Regions from separate parts of the Homo sapiens genome. Here regions 1, 3 and 4 are each linked to region 2. Evidence: chromatin loops called from intact Hi-C (ENCODE). Cell type or tissue: B cell. All regions are shown on one strand. Region 1 holds the start of TRV-AAC2-1 (tRNA-Val (anticodon AAC) 2-1). Region 2 holds the start of ZFP62 (ZFP62 zinc finger protein). Region 3 has its middle 13 kb from the start of BTNL3. Region 4 holds the start of TRIM41 (tripartite motif containing 41).

Region 1 (5,000 bases), 330 kb before region 2:
CGGGTAGCCAATTCAGGCATTTGAATACCACTGATTTCCACAAGGAAAACCGATCTCTAACATTAATTTCCTAACTGAATCACCTATTGTTACCGTTAAGCCTTAATGTTATCTGGCTTGTATGGCTTTTTGATTAAGTATCATAATTCCCTTTGTACCATCCAACAAATGTGCTGGGCATCACAACACACATTACAGGTCCCAGAAAGTACCATGTCTGGTGAAGGTGTCACATGAGGGTCAGGTCTGGGGACTGGGAGTAGCTGTCCGCATGTTTATTTTCCGTTTTTGTGTCCATGAGTGCAATCGTGTGTCTATCAGAGTGTGTGTGTTTGCAGAGTGACTACATATATAGCTATGTATCTTAAGAAATGTAACAACAGTTACTGTAACAATTGCATAGAGAAGGGAACAGATGTTCTTTCTTGCTAACCAGGGCAGTACAGTAACTTGGATGTCAGGATGCTGGTGTCCTCGAGGGCATGTGTGTGCATTTCCCTCTCCTAGACTCTGGGCATCATAAACTCTAGGGACCTCTGGGTCTGTGAGAACAACTGGCCTAACTTGGGCCCTTCTTATTCAACCCATCAGTCCTAGCTGCTGACCCATAAGCGCAGGCCTCTGCCGCCAGACCCTCACAGGGACCCTCAGCATCCAGAATGGGGGGCACCTAGAGGCCCACCTCTGGCCTGGCCGCCCAGTGACCCAAGTCACCCGGCATTGCAGGGAGCACAGGGCAGGCTAGGCCACCAGACCAAGGTCCACCTCCTACACCCACCACTTTCTGTCCTTTGCCAGGCTGAGCCCTCATCCTTTTCCCCTCTCCTCCGGCCCGTGGGCCCTTTAAGGGCCCTGACAGAACATGTCAGGGTGTACCCTAAAAGCTGCCTTTTCCTACTTCATCCAAATGTGAGACGGGGCTGGCACCCACCCGCAACCTCGCCTGGACCCTTCCCACCCCAGCGCCTCCAAACACCTGGCCCTCCTGATTCCCCGCCTCCCCCGCCACACTCCCGCTGGGCCTCCACCTCCTGATGACCCCACTGTTCCCCCACCGCCCAGCTCGCCCCAGGTCCCGCCCTAACCTCTCGGATCTGGACTCCCTGCAGGACGGGCGCACTGACACCCTTCCCTGACCTTTCCATAGCCTTGACCTGGATCCCCGCTTCCTCACGCACAGCAAGACGCAAAACGTGCTCCCCAATCCTGCGCACGCCCTTCCCTGGCCCCCGCCCCGCCCAAGGCCCGGGGCGGTCCTCACAGCTCGGAGCTCGGCGGTGCCGCCCCGCCCCGACAGCTCCCGCCCGCGCGCGCGCCCAACGACGGCACTGTCTTCGCGGAGCCCTCTGCCGGGACTAACGGCCGTTCCGTGCCACGGACGCACGGGCAAGATGGCTGCGGCCGTGGGAGGAGCTTGGGTCCAGCAGCCACAGAACTCGGCCGAGGGTTCAGCGGACTGCGGCTGCGCGGCGCCGGCGACAGCGTCAACTGCTTTTGTGTCAAAAGGAAACCAACAGCCGGCTCCATAGCTCAGGGGTTAGAGCACTGGTCTTGTAAACCAGGGTCGCGAGTTCAAATCTCGCTGGGGCCTGCTTCCGTCTTTTCCTATTCTTTCCTTAAAGATAGAAAAGTGGAAGATAGGCAAGCCTACTTCCGCCTTCCTGGGAGGCCAGAGCCTGGCGGAGTCACTTTCTTTTTGCCTCTAAGATACCCACCGCGCAAGGCTACTTTCCTACCACTTCCTTATCTCTTGAAGAGTCAGACCCACTGCGGGCTTCCTTTTCCATCACGGGTTCCCTGGGCCCCGCGCGCCCTCTCCCCACGACCCCGCTCACTTCCTTCTGCGCGCTCCCCGGGAGCGTCTTTCCGCTTCTCTCCGGTCTTCCCACTCCAGCTAGGGACTCGCCCTCGTGTCTCCTTCCCTCTCTCCAGGGGGAGACGATGGCACTACCGCGCCCCTTCCCGCCATGCGTTTGTTTGCGGCGTTCCCCGACGCGCGCGCTGAGGCTCTGGTCTGCGGCTCTGCGCTTGGCGGCTGCGCGCCCTCGGCCTTCGGGTCCCCGCCGCCTCCGTGCTGCAAGGTCTGATTTCTTCCTGTGGAGTTAACACGGAAAAGCGCAGACGGCCACATTCATGACCCGGGAGTAACGGCTCTACCTGTCACATTCGCTTTCAGCCTAAAACAAAATTTTAGTTTATTTTAGACAAAATATATAACTAAGGTATGCTGGCCTTCTGACTGATTTATTCTTGCTGTTAACGGAAGTGTAGAAAGTGAGCCCAAGTCCTCAGTGAACAGTGGGGGCGCTGCCCAGGTGCAGGACTGGCCCCCTGGGGGTCTCGGGACGGCTCCCGCCTCCGTCTTCCCCGCACCGCGCACTTTGGAGGCCTGGGCACAGGTGGAGGCGGCGCTGGGTCCCGCCGTACACTCCCCTGTCGCAGGCGCCCTCTCTCCAGCCGGAGGGAACCTCAAAAAAGCTCTGAGCGAGTCCCCGTCCCAGGTGGGGCCGCGGCTTATACCGGGACCACTCCAGGGTAGCTCAAGGTTCGAAAACGGAATCCCTGTCCGGTGAACCAGAGAAGAGAAAATCGCTCGGGGCCACCTGGGTAGAGACCGGAGGGGTGACTGCCTTGACTGGGAGGCGTGGAGGAGCGAGCGGGGTCTGCGGCTCCGGCCGGGAGGTATGCGCTTCCCTCTCTCACCCATGCCTGCTCCGGTCCAAAGAGCCGAGACCGTGGGTCAAGACCGGGATGGATTCGCTCGGGAGAGGCCAGGAGCCTGCCAGCACGTTCGGGCACTAGCGCTCCCGGGGCTCCTCGGACTCGTGGACCCCGAAACGCCTGCCCCACAGGAAGATCACCCCACTGTAGAAGTCGGGTCACGGGGACCAGTGGCGAGCTACCTGACGGCTTAACTACAGATACCCTCCCGACGAAAGCCGTGGACTCCCAGGGTGCGTGCGTCTGCTTGTGTGTGGGGGTGTTGGCAGGCGGTCCCCATAATCATCGAAGAGACAGGTGGATGAACCTCAGGCCTCGCACTCGGGGGCTCTCAGAGTCTGGGCGTTACAGCCGCTCCCGTACACTCACGGGTCACCTGGCTGAATCAGGTGGGATCTGGGTGAGGTGCCGGGAGGTCTCCCAGGCTGGCGCTCCTGTCCAGCTGCTGGGGGAGGCGTGGGTGCGAGGCTTGGGACAAGGGAGAGCTATGCCGGGTGGGGAGGACCCTTGGGGCGGGTCCGTTCACCTGAAATGTTCACTGCTGGAAGAGCCGAAAGCCAGCCACGGCACCCAGGGGAGTCCAGCGTGGAGAGGCAGAGAGGAGGGGCGAGGACAGTGGCGGTCGCAGACGGCGGAGCAAGATCGCCGAGCGTGCGAATGGAAAAATGAGCATTGTTTCCTCGGAGTAGCTTAACCACCATCCCACGCTGTTTTACAGCAGTGTAGGAAATGTCTCTGCTGGTGACACAAAAATAAACCTGTGCATCAGCTCTGAGTAGATTATCGCGAATTTTACAGCAGGAAACCGCATCACTATTTTTACTACTAAATAAACCAGTGCAATTAAAGTGCGCAGGGCGAGAGTAGGTCTGAGGCGAGAAAAGAGGAGCGCGCCCGCCCAGCTCGAGCCTCAGGCTTGCCCTGTGCTGGAGGCGGCCCGGGGGCAATCCCGGGAGAATGCTGCGAGGGCTGTGAGCCAGGACCCCGACTCTGCACCGCGGGAGCGCGCGCGCGTGGGTCCCAGCCTCCGAGCTGTGCAACAACCCCGTGGCTAGAGTCTCCACGAGAAGACAGAGTTCCTGGTCATCGGTCGTTTCCGCCTTACACTTTCCTACATTTCCTGAAGATTTTGCAAATGGGTATGCACTGTTTATTATCTTTTCATAAAACGGTAAGAGCGGCTTCTGGGGGCTCCTCACCCAGCCGGTCCGGCGTTCCTTCCCTCTCAGCACTGCGCTCTCTCCCGAGCCCTCCGGCTCTACCAACCTCTGTGTCCTGCCCCTGGGCCTCAAGATTTGCGCCTTTCTTGGACTCGCTTGGGAAGGGGCGCCCAGGCTGCAGAACGGATGGACGCTCCTGCCTGCTACTCGAGTGGATCGAGCAGGGAGGCGCTCATTCGGATTCCAGGAGACCAGAGGACACAGGACATAGGGAGCGTTTACCCTGTGTGGAGCTACCTGCGGCTGAGAATTAGTGGCAGACGCGGAGATGGGCAGCGGGGACAAGTTGGGCTTGGGAGACTATAAGACCTTGAGAATGGGTTCAAGCTGCCAGACGGAAATCCGCCTTTTCGGTGAATCGAGCCATGAAGAACACAATCATGAAAAGATTCAGCGAGCAACTAGACAGCCGGCTCGTTGGTCTAGGGGTATGATTCTCGCTTTGGGTGCGAGAGGTCCCGGGTTCAAATCCCGGACGAGCCCACTTTTTCATTTTTTTTTTTCCATTTCAACTGAAGTTCTTCTTGTTCAAATCCTGGATGAGCCAGCTTTTTAAATTTCAACTAAATTTTGTGTTACCTTGACAGTTTTGATCCCGAAAGATGTCCAGCGGAGGCATCACCAAGATTTCCGGGAGTGCTGGGGATTGGAAAGAATCGTGGATAGGAGACTAAGCGAGCCGTCCCGGAAGCAACAGTTGCTGTGAAGACTTTGGGCACAGACCTGCACGTGAGAGTATGCTCTTGAGGGTTGTGGGGGCTCTCCTTTTACAGCTAGGGATCACTTGTCGAACGTACCCGGAGAGTAGCTGCTAGCAGACAATATTATGGCGACAGAGGTAGGTGTGGGTTTCCGTAGTGTAGTGGTCATCACGTTCGCCTAACACGCGAAAGGTCCCCGGTTCGAAACCGGGCGGAAACATGCCACAGTGTTTTTTTTTTTTTTCCCCCCCCTTTCTTTTGAGATGGGGTTTCGCTCTTGTTGCCCAGGCTGGAGTGCAATGGAGTGATCTCGGCTCACAGCAACCTCCGCCTCCCAGGTTCAAGCCATTCTCCTGCC
Region 2 (5,000 bases):
AAATAAATAATAAGATAAAATAAAAAGCATCTGACTCAAGATGATTTATGTGGGTTTCCCATAATCCCTTCCACACACACACCACCTTTCATTGAGCGAAGTGTTCCAACCCAGATATGAATATTTTTCTATCTTGCTGCCTAGAGGTAAAAACCCAGTCTTTGCCTACCATGAACCTTTAAGGGCAGCTTTAATTCTGGAGGCCTGTGAGGACCACCTGAAGCTCCTTCTAGAGCTGTGCTATCCAATAAGGTGGCCATTAGCCACATGTGGCTATTTACATTAAATGTAATTAAAAATTCAGATCCTCAGCAGCACTACCCACATTTCAAGTGCTCAACAGCTGCATGTGTCTCACTATCCTTTGGGGGCAGCTCTAACTCCCAATCCTCTGCTCGCTCTGGGGCTCTCACCTAAAGCTGCAGACCTGGGCCTGGGGCTCTGCTCCTCCTTAGGAGTCGCTGCTGCCTGCTAACTCGCCCAGACGTTCTTCGAGGTGGGTGGGGTTGTGGCGTGAAGCCCAAATGCCGTCAAGGGTCTTATTGCTACAATGAAACGCCCATTCCCTCTACTTGAGTGAACACAGTGTCTCAGCACCCACATGTATAAAAATGAAAAATAGGCGTCGAGCTGATGCCAAACACCGGCTCACCCCAGCAATATGTAAAATTCATTCAAATAATATAAATAATTTGAGCTGTAAAACAAAATCCATCTCATTACAAGTTGTGCTTCCAAAGCACTTCACTTTTTGTCTAAGAATTAACAGTAAACATTTTGAAATATTTATATAATTTTGCTAATAATCCAGAAAATAACACTAAGAAAAAATGTAATCTACTTTCGTTACGGACATATATGCTAGGATAAACAATAAACAATAAAACAATGCATAGAACTATTTTACACTAGGATAAAATTCAATGAGGCACATAGAATGAAAATATTTTTACAGTAGAATAAAAAGCCGGTGAGGGACATAAAAGTTCAAGGAAAAAAACCCTAAAAGATGTAAAACTTATGACTGTTAAAAGTGGATAATACCAAATCTTCAGGGATTTAGATTCCATTGGATACACTTGAAAGCAATTTTGTTCTTAATATTAACAGCATGCCAAAAATATACCCTTTGCAATTATTTAAACTTAATATGAAAAATATTTAGATGTTGCTGTTTTTAAAAAAGGCTGACTATAGCCAATAACTTAGTTGTATATTTAAAAATAAGAATATAATTTGATTGCTTGTAACACAAAGGATAAATGCTTGAAGTGATGGACACGCCATTAACCCTGATATGATTATTACGCATTGCATTCCTGTCTGTATCAAGATATCTCACGTACTCGACAAATAGGGACACCTACTATGTACCCACAAACATTAATTTAAAAAAAAAAAAAAGGTCTTCAAAGTCATTTTAGGCCCTGGGTTTGGAAGCCGACACCGGCGGTGGGGTGGGCAGGGGGCGAGGTCGCTGCCAAGCTGGCGCCCCGGGTGGGAGCGTGGCCCGGTCCCAGGGACGGCTCCAGGGGCGCGCTCCCACTCCGCATCCCCAGTGCCTAACCGGGGGCGCTTCTGGTGCTGACGACCAGGAAGGGCTGGTGCTCTCGGGCCAGCCCCCAACCAGCTGAGAAGGCAATGGGTCCCCAGCCCAGCGCTGTCCTGCGCCCCTCCCGGATTCCCCCATTTCCCGCCAGGCCCCCACTTCCGGGAACGTCCCCGCACCCACACCTGGCAATGAATCACGTGTTCAGGAACCAGGTAGGCAGGTATTTACTTTATTACCTGTGCCCCTCCCCCAGCCTACCCCAGAAGCTAATGGGCACGGAAACAGAAAGCCCCGCCCACGGCCTCCTGGCCGCGCCTGGAGCGCGCGCCCTGCAGCTGGTCCTCAATAAATAGCCGAGGAGGCGCTCCCCTCCCTCCCTCCCGCCGGCGCCGTCGGCCCGGACCATCGAGTCAGTCCTCCAGCGTCCCAGAGAGGGCGCGGAAGTGCCCCAGGGCCGGCGCGGGTTCTTCCGGCCGTGCGGTCCGCGCTTTTGTCCCGCTGGCGGCCGGGTTCCCGCGGCGCCGCCACAGCCAGTACGTGAGTCCGCGGCCGCCCGCGCTCCCGCCCCCGGCCCTTGCCTGCCACGCCCTCCCCTTTTTGGCCGGGTCTTGGCTGCTCCGCGGGTCTCGGGCGGGATGTGGGAGTAAGCGTGCCCCCTCCCCGCACATGTCTCAGTGGGTGCGTTTCTGGGGAGCGGAGGGGAGGGAAGACCTCGGGCAGGCAGAGGGGTGCAGGGCGCGCCCCTGGAACAGACTGGGCTCTGTGTGGGCCACAACTGCGACGTTTGAACGGACCAGCGTCATGTTAGGTCTGCTCAACGTTCCGAGAAGGGCCAGGGCCCCGCTCCGGTGTTCCTCAACTATTCATCCCTGTTTTGGATGGGAGGGGATCCCTAAAAATTAGCGCTTCAAAATACCCACCATTTCGTGCTCCCTCTGCAGTTAAGTTTGGTACTCTAGGACTTGAGAGTGATTGCGAGGGCAGAGAGACCTCTAGGGGTGATCTGATTCGACCTTCTTCCCCTCCGCTCCACCCCACCACCTTTTTTTCTTTTTTTTTTTTGGTCGGTGAGTGATGATGATAAGCTCCCGCTGCAGGTGTGAATAGAGACCCCGGAGGTGCGTCCTAGCCCTCATCTGGGGAAGCGCACCTGCATACAGACGGGTGCACCGGGGAGGAGGCGACCTGCCGCGTGTTCCTGCAAGCAGAAAAGGAGTTAACTAGGTAGGGAGAGGAAGGTCGAAGAGTTTCTTAGACCCAGGGGACAGCCTGCGGGAACCCAGGGGTGGGACGGAAAAGATCACTGGGGAATGCCAGGGCTGGGTGTGCTGCTCTAAGACATTTAAAGTAGTTGGCCAGCAGGAGCATTTCTTTGTGAAAGCTCAAGGCTTAAAAAAAATAATAATATGAAATATGTAATATATTCATATGGCTGGGATATTAAAAATATAAAAAGTTACCAGTGAAAGATTTCTTCCCATCCCGCTTAGGTATCTTCCTAGGCCCTACCCTCTTAGGTAACCACTTTTGTTCCTTTGTATCTTTTCCGAATTTCTGCAAATACTGGCAAATATAACTAGTTAGTTCCCCCTTTTTTCACACAGGTGATAGAAATCCTTCTAACTCCTTGATTCTTTCACTTTATCTTACTGGTCTCTACATGTCAGAACACAGAAGTTGTGTTTTGTTTCGTTTTGTTTTACAGAGCTGTGGTAAGTATTGGATGGGCCATTGTTTGGATGTTTTCGATGTTCTGTCCTTTTTTAGATCTATTCGGGGGCATTTGGGTTGTCTCCAATTTGTTGTTACTTCAAACAATGGTATACTCAATACAGTGTATTAGGGTAGGGATTTTTACAGAAGAAACTAAACAGCCGTTAGAAAATTATTTTTTTACATTAACTCAACCAGTTATTGGCAGATTGTTACATATGACAAGTCGTTATCAAAATCACTGATGTAGAGTGTTTAAAGAACAAATAAGACGTAAGTAGTTCTTCCCTTCTGAGACTTGTCCCTATATTTAGTGTTACACTAGCCTAATAGACTAATTGTGTCAATGACTCCAAGCCAGTCCCTGCCGGGTTTGATTCAGAAAATCAGCCTCCCTTTTAGTATCGCCTTTGCTCACCTCCTCCCCTACGACAACTAGAAATCTCTTCTCCACTACTTGGCATGAGAATGTTCTATTTCAGTTTTTTACTTTAAGGAAAAATCACCTTTCATTCTTATTTCTATATTTAAGCAATAGAACCAACTCACGTTAATCATATACATTCCTAATATTCATAAGACAAATGCAACAGTAGCTAGAACACAAACCATATTCTCTTCTCATCTGCATATCACTTCTCTGTTCCTTAGTCCCATCTTTCCTTTGTACATTTTGCCCCTCCTAGGTACTCTTTGTTCTGGGTTGGTAAGCATTTTGTCACTTTCTCTTGTCTTGTTTCCTTTCTTTGCTCATCTCCAAATCAAAGACAGTATCCAAGGATTTAAGGTGTAGAATCCACGCGTGAACCTTGAGGTGGTAGATTGTCTTGTGGAATATGGTTGGACTCTGCAAATTGAAAGTCGTTCCGGGCTAGTTGCAGTCTGTTAATAGGAAGGGGTTTTCGGCCAGAGCAGGCCACGGCTCCTCTCTAACGAGTTGTCTCGGCTCTTGAAAAGTGGCTCCTGAGTCTCGGAGGCAGAGACAGCAAGAATGTAGGGCCGGTTCTTAACTGTTTGCATTCACTTTTCTAGGCCTTGGCGATAAAGCATGAACAAGAAGCTCGGAAGAGTGCCCAGAGGTTGTTGGTCGTATGTAGTTTGGAAGGAGTGGGTGGCGTTCTATGTCTGACGCTTTTGGCTGATGTAACCAGGCTATTAGACTCATGCTGCGTGTTGAAAACTGGTTAGAAAGGGCTTGTCCATTCAGCCTTTAGAACTTTTAAGAAATTCAGGAGTTTCTGGGTCTTTATATGGAAGAGTTGTGTTTTGGGGGTAATTCCTTACTTGTGTCATCAGGGACACATGACTTAGCTACCAAATCAGTCTTGATTGGATTATAGTGACTTACTCCTGGAACTCCAGGACTCAGTCCTGTCTTGCCTCAATCCATTCTCCCACTGCAACTAGTGTGAGTGATCTTTCTTTTTTTTTGAGACAGAGTCTCGCTCTGTCACCGAGGCTGGAGTGCAATGGCGCTATCTTGGCTCACTGCAACCTCTGCCTCCCAGGTTCAAGCGATTCTTGTGCCTCAGCCTCCCAAGTCGAGTAGCTGGAACTACAGGTGTGCACCACCACATCTGGCTAATTTTTGTATTTTTAGTAGAGATGGATTCACCTCATTGGCCAGGCTGGTTTTGAACTCCTAGCCTCAAGTGATCTGTCTGCCTCAGCCTCCCAATGTGCTGAGATTACAGGCATGAACCACTGCACCTTGCCTGATCTTTTTAAAATATTT
Region 3 (5,000 bases), 120 kb before region 2:
CGGGTGGATCACCTGAGGTCGGGAGTTTGAGACCAGCCTGACCAACATGGAGAAACCCTGTCTCTAGTAAAAATACAAAATACAAACTTTGCTGGGCATGGTGGCACATGCCTGTAATCCCAGCTACTGGGGAGGCTGAGGCAGGAGAATTGCTTGAACCTGGGAGGCGGAGATTGCAGTGAGCCGAGATTGCGCCATTGCACTCCAGCCTGGGCAACAAGAGCAAAACTGTGTCTCAAAAAAAAAAAAAAAAAAAAAAAAAGAACCTGTTTTCTTTTGTAACAGAACACAATTGGAGAAACTGGTTATTTTGCCAAGGCTTTGACTGGAATGGTGTGCTCTCCTTTAAGGAATCAAACTTGACTTATGGAGCCAATATAGCCCTTGGACACTGGCCTCAGATTCTGTGTACACAGCCCCTGTACAGGGTTTCTGACCTGTGGTAAGTAAAGAATGTCAGTTTCTCGCAGGCCAGGAACCCCAAGTTATCTTAAAACCTGAAGAGGAAAGGAATTCTGCCAACTCATAGGTGTTTAATAGTACAAATCCATGGCTGGGCTTGGCTTCAAAAAGTCTTATCTCAAATTCCTTCTATGAAACAAAGTGCCATCAAAGCCAATTTAAAAGGCCTATGTAGCAAATAGTTATTCTTGCTGAATTGTATGCAAATAATTAAGCCAAGTATAATAAAGCAAATCAGTCCTACCATGACTTGTCTTTTAATAAACATGGAAAACGGAACAGAGAAAATTATGTTTCAAACACTATAGCACACCTGTTGTTAAATTCTAGTCTTGCCTAATATTTTTCAGTTTTTACTATTTGCTACAGTTTAACTTATATCCATTACAGAAATCAACTCCTAAATACATCACACTCAAGTCAAAGCTTAAAAATCTGAGGAAGCAACTCCTAACAGCCCAGAGAAATGTCCCAAATATCAATGTACAAAACATAAATAATCTTAAGCTAAAAGCACAAAAAATAAGTTCGTAAGTAAAAATTACTCATCTTACTCAGTCTCACCTCTATCTCACCAAATACTTTTTGTCATTTCTACTTCTCGTTTTAAGCCAAATATTAAAACGTTTTTAATGGAAATTATTTACTATGCCACCCTTGCAGGAATTGCTTTACTCACTTTACTATTTGCAGGAAAACTATATACGGTAGCACCCTCAGGGTAAAATATCGGACAGAGAATCTCAATTACTGTAGCATTTTGCTTAATTATGATCCTCATAGTAGGAATAACAGTTACTAACAAAAAATAACACATAGGCCTTTCCAAACATGTGCCTCTACCTCTCATTGGAAAAAAAAAAAAGTTGCTTCTATCTCAACCAATCAGGCCTAATAAAAAATGCTGCTAAAAAGCCCAGGACTCATGTTTTTACCCTACCTAATTCAGCTTTTTCAAAAATTCTTAACCAATAGAATCATGGCTATTTCACAAACAACTACCCAAAACATCTACAAATGGCATTGCTCCTTCAGCCAATCCAAAACCAGAAATCTGTCTGCCACCCCCCCCCCAGCAGGAAGTAGCAAAACAAACAAACAAACAAAAATATTGCCCCTCATCCTTTTATAACTATAGGGTCTAGAATGACAGGGCAGGAGCACCGTCATGTCAGTCAAACATCGCCACTTTAATTTCCAGCCCCTTTTCTAGCCTCCTGCATTTCAAGGAAGTCACTTCTCTTCTAACTACAAGCAGCCGGAAGGAGCAGACAGTAAAACACAGATAAGACACCTTGGGCACAGAGGGAGGGGGGAAAGTCTCTTGGGTAACAGCCAAACTTCACCCTCATACAATGGGCCCCAGTGAAACAGTGGGCCCTAGTAAGCACATTCCTTTCCCTTTACGTGCACTAAGATAGGGAAGCTAAAAGTAGACTCGGGGTATACCTGCAGCTTCAGGAAAATGGATGGAAATGCACACAAACTCTCCCTCCCAGATAAGCGAGACAAAGAAACACAAGAAACATTCCAAGCCTATAATAAGCTGTCCCACATCAAACCCTTAAAAACTCTTAGTGTGTAAGAAAAAATGCCTCTAACCTAACTTGGCCAGAAGCCCCTCTCAAGTTTATTCTCCAAAATAAACCTGTCTTTAATTGTTAAGCCACTTTTGGTGTTTCTTTTCTCTTTCTTTCTTACACTAGTAAGCTAAGCTTATAGGCTAAAAAGCTATAAGTAGGGAATGATTTTTAAAGCTCAGTGTTATTATGGGTAGTAGTCTTAAAGAATAGCACAATAGCATATATTTGAAAACAGCAAAATGAATTCTCTGCATGCAATAGAAGTTCCATGCAAGAGAGAGTCAGGAGGAAACACAAGGAAGGTGGAGGGGCACTCATAGAAGGTCTCCGCTGAGTTTTCACATTCGCCTTATCTTTTTTATTATGTGTATTTAAGGTACACAAGATAATGTTTTGATACATGTTCATAGAGAAATGATTACTACAGTCAAGCAAATTAACATCTATCATTTTGTGTGCATGTGGTTAAGAGCCCCTAAAATCTATCCTCTTAGAAAATTTGCAGTATACACTACAATATCATTGACTATAGCCCTCATGTTGTACTTCAGATCTCTGGATGCATGCGTCTGTATCACTGAGACTTCGTATCCTTTAATATACATCTCCCCAGTTCCTGCCACAGGTGTGTTCAGAGTTACAGTGTTTCAGGATCAGGTCAGGGCCTGCCTCTCTATGACGGCTCAGCTTGTGCCTGGATTCAGGGAACACTTAGAGAGACCTTGGCTCCAGGGCCTGGAGTGTACACCAGCTTGGTATGGTGATGGCTCCAGTCTCTGAAGCGTGGGCATCCATGGAGCAGCTGAGGCTTGGGGGTTATGGCATGCATGAGGTTGAGAGAGGAGGCAGGTGATTTCCCAAAGTGGCTCAACAGCAGCAGCTTCTTGGGTAAGGGAGGGTTGTGAAGCTGTGCCTTCCTCTATGGGGTTCCCCCAACAGAAATATCTGTTTCTTAACTCAGTGACAAAACATGCCAGTGTCTTGTTTGAAGAAGGCCCCTGGGGACCATGGTGGTTCCTGCCATGCGGCTGATATCAGTAGCTTTCACCTTTCTTCTTTGACCCTAGCCATCTCCTGGAGTCTCAGATATGCCAGTCTCACCAGTGTTCTTTTCTGTGGATAGCCTCCTTTTTTATTGTATTTTGTTGTTGTTATTGTTTTTGCTCCACTGTGTTGCCTCACATTCTTTAATGTGCCTTTGAGCCCTCTTAGAGATATTTTCATTTGTGGATAGCTATTTATTTTCTTTGGGGGTGGATAAAGGCTAGTATCTCCAGTTTTGCCATCTTGATGACACTCCCCACCACAATTTGTTTGTTTCCATATCTTGGCTATTGTAAACCATGCTTCAATGAACATGGAAGCACATATATGTTTACAAGGTGGTGATTTCACTTCCTTTGAGTATATAGCCAGAAGAGGGATTACTGGGTCATATATTAGTTCTATTTTTTAAAATTTCTAGAGGAAACTCCACATTGTTTTCCAATATGACTGCAACAATCTACATTTCCAACAGTGTCAATGGGTTTTCTTTACTATACACCCTCACCAACACCTGTTATATCTTGTCTCTTTGATAATGGCTATCCTAACAGTTGTGAGATGGTATCTCATGGTTTCGATTGTCATTTCCCTGATGATTAATGATGTTGGACATTTTTATATTCCTGTTAGTCATTTGTATGTCTTCTTTTTAGATGTGTCTATTCAGGACCTTTGCCCGTTTTAAAAACTGGATTATTTGTTTCATTGCTATTGAGTTGAGTGTTAGTTCCTTATGTATCTTGAGTACTAAAGTCTTATAAGATATATAGCTTGCAAATATTTTCTCCCAATTGATTGGCTGCCTATTCATTTTGTTGATTGTTTCCTTTGGCACGCAGAAGCTTTTTAGTTTGATGTAATGCCCCTTACTTATTTTGGCTTTTATTGCTTGTGCTTTTGGTGAATTATTTTTTAAAAAATCCTTTTCAGACTAATGTCAAGAAGTTTTCCTGTATTTTTTTTAGAATTTAAATGTTTTGAGGTATTATTTTTTAAGCTTTTAGTCCATTTTGAGTTTGTTTTTGTGTGTGGTGTAAGATAGGGGTCAGATTTCTTTTGCGGGCAGATGTCCGGTTTTACCCACATCAGTTATTGAAGAGACTATCAATTTCCCATTTTGTCTTCCTGGTGAACTTGTTGACAATTAATTGGCCATATGTGCTTGGGTTTATTTATGAGTTTCTTATTTTGTTCCATTGGTCTATGTGTTGGCTTTTATGCCAGGAGCATTCTGTTTGATTTCTGTAGCTTTGCAATACATTTTGAAGTCAGGAAGTATGATGCTCCAACCTTATTTTTCTGTCTCAATATTATTTTGATATTTAAAACTTTTTGTGGGTTTATACAAATTTTAGTATTTTTTGTTTCTGTGGAAAATGCCATTAAAATTTCTATGTAGTGTTAAACCTATCGATCATTTAGGATATATAGAAATTTTAGCAGTATTAATTCTTCCAAACCAAAACACAGGATATCTTTCTATTTATTTATTTATTTACTTATTTATTGAGAGAAGGTCTCACTCTGTCACCCACGCTGGAGTGCAGTGGTGTGATCATAGCTCACGGAACCCTCAAATTCCTGGGCTCAAGTGATCCTCCCTCCTCAGCCTCCCCATTAGCTGGAACTACAGGCATGTGCCGCAATGCCTGACTAATATTTTAGGATTTTTTTTGTTTTTGTAGAGATGGGGTCTTCTTTCTGTTTATTAATGTTCTCTTTAATTTCTTTCATCAATGTTTTATAGTTTTCAGTATACAGATCTTTTACCTGAACCAGGCATGGTGATTCACACCTGTAATCCCAACAATTTGGGAGGCCACTAGAGGACAGGAGTTTGAGACCAGTCTGGGAAACATAGCAAGACCCCATCTCTAAAAAAAAATTTTTCTTTGGAAAGGTGGTTCA
Region 4 (5,000 bases), 360 kb before region 2:
GCTTCTGAGCCTTTTCTTGTCCTTTGAAGCCCCCAGTTCTTTCCATCTCTAGGTGTCTCCGTCAAGGACAGACTTAAGACTCACCCGAAAGAAAACGAGACTTCTGGTAAAGCCCTAGAGACCTGATCTGGCATCACCGGCTTTGCTCTATTTGCTTTGAGGAAGCCATCCTTCCCTGGTCGTCTTCACTGCATCTGCTCTGTGTACAGAATCCTTCTCATTCTAATCCACCTTGGTGGCAGTAAGTGCTTAGATAAGCAAACTTGGCTCACCAATACCATGAGGTTCTTTGGTGGGTGAAGAGATGTTTCCTTTTCCCAGGTCCCCTTACTTCCTCTCCATCCCCCCACTAAACTCCCATCTTCTCTCTGTACTTCTCTCACCTTGTACTCCTGCACCACCTCCTCCAATGGCACCACGCTGTGCTGTTTGTGGCTCCTGGATTCTCGGCACACCACACAGATGGCCTCTTCGTCTACCTCGCAGAAGAGCTTCAGGGCTTCTTGGTGTTTGGGACAGATGCCCTGATCGGTCACGCGGCTCCCTCGACCAGGGGTTGGGTGCATCTGCCGAATCACCTGGACCATATTGGCCAGCTGCAGGTTGGGGCGGAAGCTCCGCCGAGGAAAGCTCTTTCGGCACTGAGGGCATGTGAAGCACCTCCGAGGGGCTGGAGGCGGGGGCAGTGGGGTGACGGGGTCTAGATCCTCTTCCTCAACCTCCTCCAGCACTTCCTCCTCGTCCTCCTCATCCTCCCCCCTCAGGTCCTCCTCCTCCATGTCCCCCAAGTAGTAGTCCAGGTCTTCCTCCTCGTCCTCCTCCTCCCACACATAGTCCATGTTGTCCCAGCTGGACCTGCTCATGCCACTGGTCCAGAACACACCCTCTTCTTCCTCCTCGACCTCCTCCTCCATGTCACCCTCGTAGTCTTCATCCCGCATGGGGGTGTCCCACCCCGCGCCAGCCCCCACAGCCTCCACTTCCTCCTCCTCTCCGTCCTCCTCCTCCTCCTCCCGATCTAACTCATCTCTGTCCTCCTCATCCTCCCCACCCCACAACTGGGTTACACAAACTCGGCAGAAGTTGTGCCCGCAGCCGATGGACACGGGGTCCGTGAAGTAATCGAGGCAGATGGCGCACACCGCCTCCTCCTGAAGGGTCTGCACAGGGTTGGGTGTCATGGCAACGGCAGCCATCTTAGTGTCCAGCCAGCCAGTGTAGAGGTTCGGTGGGGGGGCGAGGGGCGGGGGTCTTCCCTACCGACGCCCTGGCGACCCGGCTCCACCCCCAGCCCTGCCCCTCCACACCTCGCCCCAAGAGCAGCCAGAGAGATGTCCTGCCGACAACCCACCCCAACACAGTGTTCCCTACTCCCAAACGACAACCGTGTCTCTACGAGGGGAGGGGACAGTGCTGGGCGCCACCGCCAAGTCCCTCAGGTGGCTCTGAGTACAAGTCTGCCCCAATGCTCCCTTGGACTCCTCATAAACCCCCGCCCCTCCTCACTTCCTGGCCCCGCCCCTAGCTTCCGGCCTCCTTCCCAACACTTCCGGCGTCTACACACCACCTAAGCTCGCGACTTCCCTCCGCTGTCCTGCTACTCCCCCTTTTTCCCCGCGGGGCCCCAGGGCGACAGGAAATGGCGAGGAGACGCTCTAGTCCGCACTAGAGAACAGGGCGGGAGGGCTAGGACGGTGGAGGCCCGCGTCTCTGTGGTAAGAGGCCGCGGGGAACGCAGAAAGAACAGAGGAACCGCCTACCCCCATCCCCCGCCGCTGGGGAGAAACTTCGGGGGGTAGGGGGAGCGCCTGGCGGCCGTCTGCTTTCGGTGCTATCACCGCATCGGCCAGACGCCATCCTACCCTCCCGGCACAGCCGACTGCAGCCGGTACTCCCCACAGCCGATGCCGGAAGCGAGGGGGTGGGTCCGCGGCGCGCCCTGAAGTACTTCCGGCCCTTCTAGGCAGACGACTTCGTTGTGGAGGACTCAGAGGGTCGTCCGGGTCGGACCGGGGGCGGGGCCTGAGAAAGCGCTTCGCGGGTTAGGGCAGCAGACGCCCCACCCTTCCCCAACTGTAGTCGGCGTTTCGCATCCGAGGTAGAAACTGCCAACCGGACACTGTCTCATGGTTTAGATGAACTTCCCTAACTGCCCAGCAGTGAAGAAGTGGTGACGAATCATTACATCTACATTCTCACAGCATCTCTGCAAAAATAGATGCTTTGTGCGGTAGAAATAATACTTGATGCTTAAATAGCTCTTTAAATTTTATTTTTATAGAGATTTGATGTCGATACATAAATAAATAAATGTTGTTTGATGCGAGAAAAATGACGGGGCCATGATTTATGTACAGAATCTCCAGTGAGTGCCAGACACAGCGTGACGCCAGGGCTGGGCCTGCAGAACTTACCCTGCTCTCAAGGCGGCTCGCGGGAAAACTCCAGATGGACGTCGCGCTTCCTAGGGGGGTGGTCAGGCCTCTGAGTATGTCAGATCAAACGCGCCAAAAACCACGAACCCTCGTGGGTGAACTATGCTAGGCCATTACAGGACCTGCGGACTCGGCTGCGGTGGACAAGTCCGGCTCCAGAACCTGGACACCGCTCAGCCGGCCGCGGCAGGGGTCCCCGGGCCTGTCCTACAAGGGCGCTTGCCTAGAGCTATCCCGGCCGTCTCAGCCGTGTGTGTCTTCAGGACGATGCCGGCAGGAAAGTAGCCAAGGTGGTTTCCGTAGTGTAGTGGTTATCACGTTCGCCTCACACGCGAAAGGTCCCCGGTTCGAAACCGGGCGGAAACACGTTTTGGTCTGTTCGGGAGATTCTCTCCCGAGGCCGGCCTTACGTGGCAGGAAGGACATGTGTGTCCCTGCGCTTCGGAGGAACACGGACTGGGGCAAAACTGAAGGAGAGCACTACTCAAGTAAATTCAGGTCTCGCCCCTCACCTAATCTCTTGCTCTTCCCTTCTGAAGCCTATGCAGCCATCACATGTACAGGAATCCGTAGATTTCAGATCCTCGGCTCTAGTGCCTAGAACAGAGCCAGGCGCAGGCGCTTCTTAGTATTTGCACAGTGGAAACGTGCTTACACCTCTGAGGGTAACCTCCATCTTCAGAGACAAAGTTAGAATACAGACATGGCCGCCCGGCTAGCTCAGTCGGTAGAGCATGAGACTCTTAATCTCAGGGTCGTGGGTTCGAGCCCCACGTTGGGCGTAATTTCGCTTTTTGGAAAGGTTAAGGCAAGTTGTGTTACCTAAGTGCACAAATGGTATTCTCTGTACCAAGACCTAGTGGGTAGCAGATTCACCAACAGTGGGTGTTAGAACTTGGACTAACCTGGTGTTCTCCGATCCGTGTGTGGAAGGCCCCGAGCAGAATTCTCACAACGTTTGCACCCTCGCTAACTCTCAAAGAAAGAATGAGAGGCGGGTACCTGTGGACCAATTCCTGCAGGCCAGCACCGCGGGCTATCGTGCATGCATGACCCTTTGCTGTAGGCCACTCGCCCACGGGCAGCACATATTAGGCATTTTATGTTTACCAGACGGCCTGCCCCCGTCTTGCTGTGAGACTTGCTGTGCTGGAGGGAACAATGTGGTTTATCGAAACTGGGGTGAGACCGCAGGACGACCCCAGGCGTTCGTGAGCGTCAAAACCTATCTGATTCACTCCCACTTTACTGGGAGATTTAGTGGTTAGGCTTCCGCCTTTGTCTCGCTACGACCTGCTTTCGACTCCCTGTCAAGAAAGATGCTTTGTGTCATATGAGACACTTGTCTTCCGTATATTCTTTTTTATGCTCTTGACTTTAAGAGTCTATTTTTGTGAGATGTTGCCCCACAAATACCAGCCTCCACGTTTCCCCCATACATAAATAGAGATAAAAACGGGCCATGCGCCGCGGTGGCTTATGCCTGTAATCCCAATACTTTGGGTAAGCCAAGGCGGGAGGATCGCTTGAGCCCAGGATGGCCTCGAAATTAGTCCTGCAAATATAGGCCTTTTTTCTTTTTTTCTTCTCTTTCTTTCTTTCTTTTTTTTTTTTTTTTTTTAAGATGGAGTCTTGCTCTGTTTCCAGGCTGAAGTGCAGTGGCACCACCTCGGCTCACTACGACCTCCGCCTCCCGGGTTCAAGTGATTCCCCTGCCTCAGCCTCCCGAATAGCTGAGACTACAGGCGCGCCACCACGCCCGGCTAATTTTTTGTATTTAGTAGAAACGGGGTTTCACCATGTTGGCAGGACGGTCTCGATCTCCTGACCTCGTGATCCTCCTGCCTCAGCCTCCCAAAGTGCTGGGATGACAGGCGTGAGCCACCGCGCCTGGCCCCGTTTTGTATTTTTAAGCTGTCGAAGTCTCCTCCGCATACGCACCACACCACGAGAGAAGTCTGTTGATCATAGAAAGCTGGCTTAATCTCGCTGAGCAAAAGATAGCATCGTCTTCTGTCTCAGACGTAAATCAAAGCGGGGACTTATGAGGGCTATATAGTCTGTGAGGGCGGTCTGGGCAGAAGTTGGTCAACGTTTGTAAATAGGCAGAGTCGCTAGTACAATCCTAGCACATGAGTTACTGGTGTTCAAAGCTGGTGTTCAAAGAGTTTTAAGTTTGACATTTCGTCTTGCACAAATTATTTCGGATTCTTTTGCAGACTGTGATTTCAGGGTTATTTTTTACCACCTTCACTGGGACTGGAAAACATTCTTAAAGGATTCTGGCTTTTTCATTAAAGTGGAGATGAAGTGGACAGGCTTCTCTTCTTTGTCCTCTAGCAAGCCAAGGGAACGCCCGCTGGAGCTTTTTGCTACAATTCCTGCTTTCTCTCCTCTCCACCCCTTCCACCCGTCGCCGCTCTGGCCAGGTCAGGTTTGGGATGCCCCTCCAGGCAAGTGACCCAAGCTGCTCCGGGCACAAAGGCGGCAAGCGTTCAACAGTCGGAGAAGCACGACACACACATGAACCTGGTGGGATCTTTGGCCTCCTCCCAAACCCTGTGG

Evidence for each region. A loop is a pair of places that touch in the nucleus more often than their neighbours do. Peaks named below come from ENCODE experiments on the same cell type or tissue, not always from the same donor. Only the 100,000 strongest peaks of a DNase experiment are listed, where the experiment ranks them.
Region 1: a loop joins it to region 2, with 14 times the contacts of the local background. A loop is called at or near these places in 22 of 110 quality-filtered maps.
Region 3: it touches region 2 in a loop (4-fold over the local background); 2 of 110 quality-filtered maps call a loop at or near these places.
Region 4: it touches region 2 in a loop (16-fold over the local background); 10 of 110 quality-filtered maps call a loop at or near these places.

What each region holds. Positions count from the first base shown.
Region 1 is chr5:181,188,278-181,193,277 of GRCh38, reverse strand. It overlaps TRV-AAC2-1 (tRNA-Val (anticodon AAC) 2-1), which reads left to right and starts at 4,790; the gene lies at 4,790-4,862. It overlaps TRP-TGG3-1 (tRNA-Pro (anticodon TGG) 3-1), which reads left to right and starts at 4,353; the gene lies at 4,353-4,424. It overlaps LINC01962 (long intergenic non-protein coding RNA 1962), which reads left to right and starts at 1,370. Exons shown (of 2, transcript NR_108031.1): 1 at 1,370-1,536; 2 at 1,933-2,232. TRT-TGT6-1 (tRNA-Thr (anticodon TGT) 6-1) reads left to right here and starts at 1,520; the gene lies at 1,520-1,591. It also overlaps TRIM7-AS2. RefSeq lists silencers at 1,042-1,381, 1,562-1,641, 2,262-2,391, 4,672-4,871 and enhancers at 1,402-1,581, 4,412-4,621. In B cell, CTCF peaks have their summits at 1,947, 2,146 and 2,345; DNase peaks (open chromatin) are centred at 1,457, 1,987, 4,337, 4,747 and 3 weaker places; H3K4me3 peaks cover 4,276 bases; H3K27ac peaks cover 3,976 bases.
Region 2 is chr5:180,858,304-180,863,303 of GRCh38, reverse strand. It overlaps ZFP62 (ZFP62 zinc finger protein), which reads left to right and starts at 2,028. Exons shown (of 2, transcript NM_001172638.2): 1 at 2,028-2,085. The coding sequence starts at 2,085. RefSeq lists enhancers at 985-1,891, 2,369-2,448 and a silencer at 1,819-2,268. In B cell, CTCF peaks have their summits at 2,293 and 2,494; DNase peaks (open chromatin) are centred at 2,003 and 2,543; H3K4me3 peaks cover 2,094 bases; H3K27ac peaks cover 2,513 bases.
Region 3 is chr5:180,973,519-180,978,518 of GRCh38, reverse strand. No RefSeq gene overlaps it. Among named protein-coding and RNA genes, the nearest start is that of BTNL3, 13 kb to the left of the region's middle. RefSeq lists an enhancer at 2,823-3,012. In B cell, no CTCF peak of the experiment used is centred here; DNase peaks (open chromatin) are centred at 1,718 and 2,978; H3K27ac peaks cover 2,488 bases.
Region 4 is chr5:181,220,196-181,225,195 of GRCh38, reverse strand. TRIM41 (tripartite motif containing 41) reads right to left here and starts at 1,915. Exons shown (of 6, transcript NM_033549.5): 1 at 384-1,915. The coding sequence starts at 1,196. TRK-CTT2-3 (tRNA-Lys (anticodon CTT) 2-3) reads left to right here and starts at 3,145; the gene lies at 3,145-3,217. TRV-CAC1-5 (tRNA-Val (anticodon CAC) 1-5) reads left to right here and starts at 2,729; the gene lies at 2,729-2,801. It overlaps MIR4638 (microRNA 4638), which reads left to right and starts at 2,563; the gene lies at 2,563-2,630. RefSeq lists enhancers at 22-1,019, 1,687-1,916 and silencers at 1,167-1,376, 2,647-2,876, 3,127-3,336. In B cell, a CTCF peak has its summit at 2,187; DNase peaks (open chromatin) are centred at 175, 1,615, 1,815, 2,745 and 1 weaker place; H3K4me3 peaks cover 3,619 bases; H3K27ac peaks cover 3,459 bases.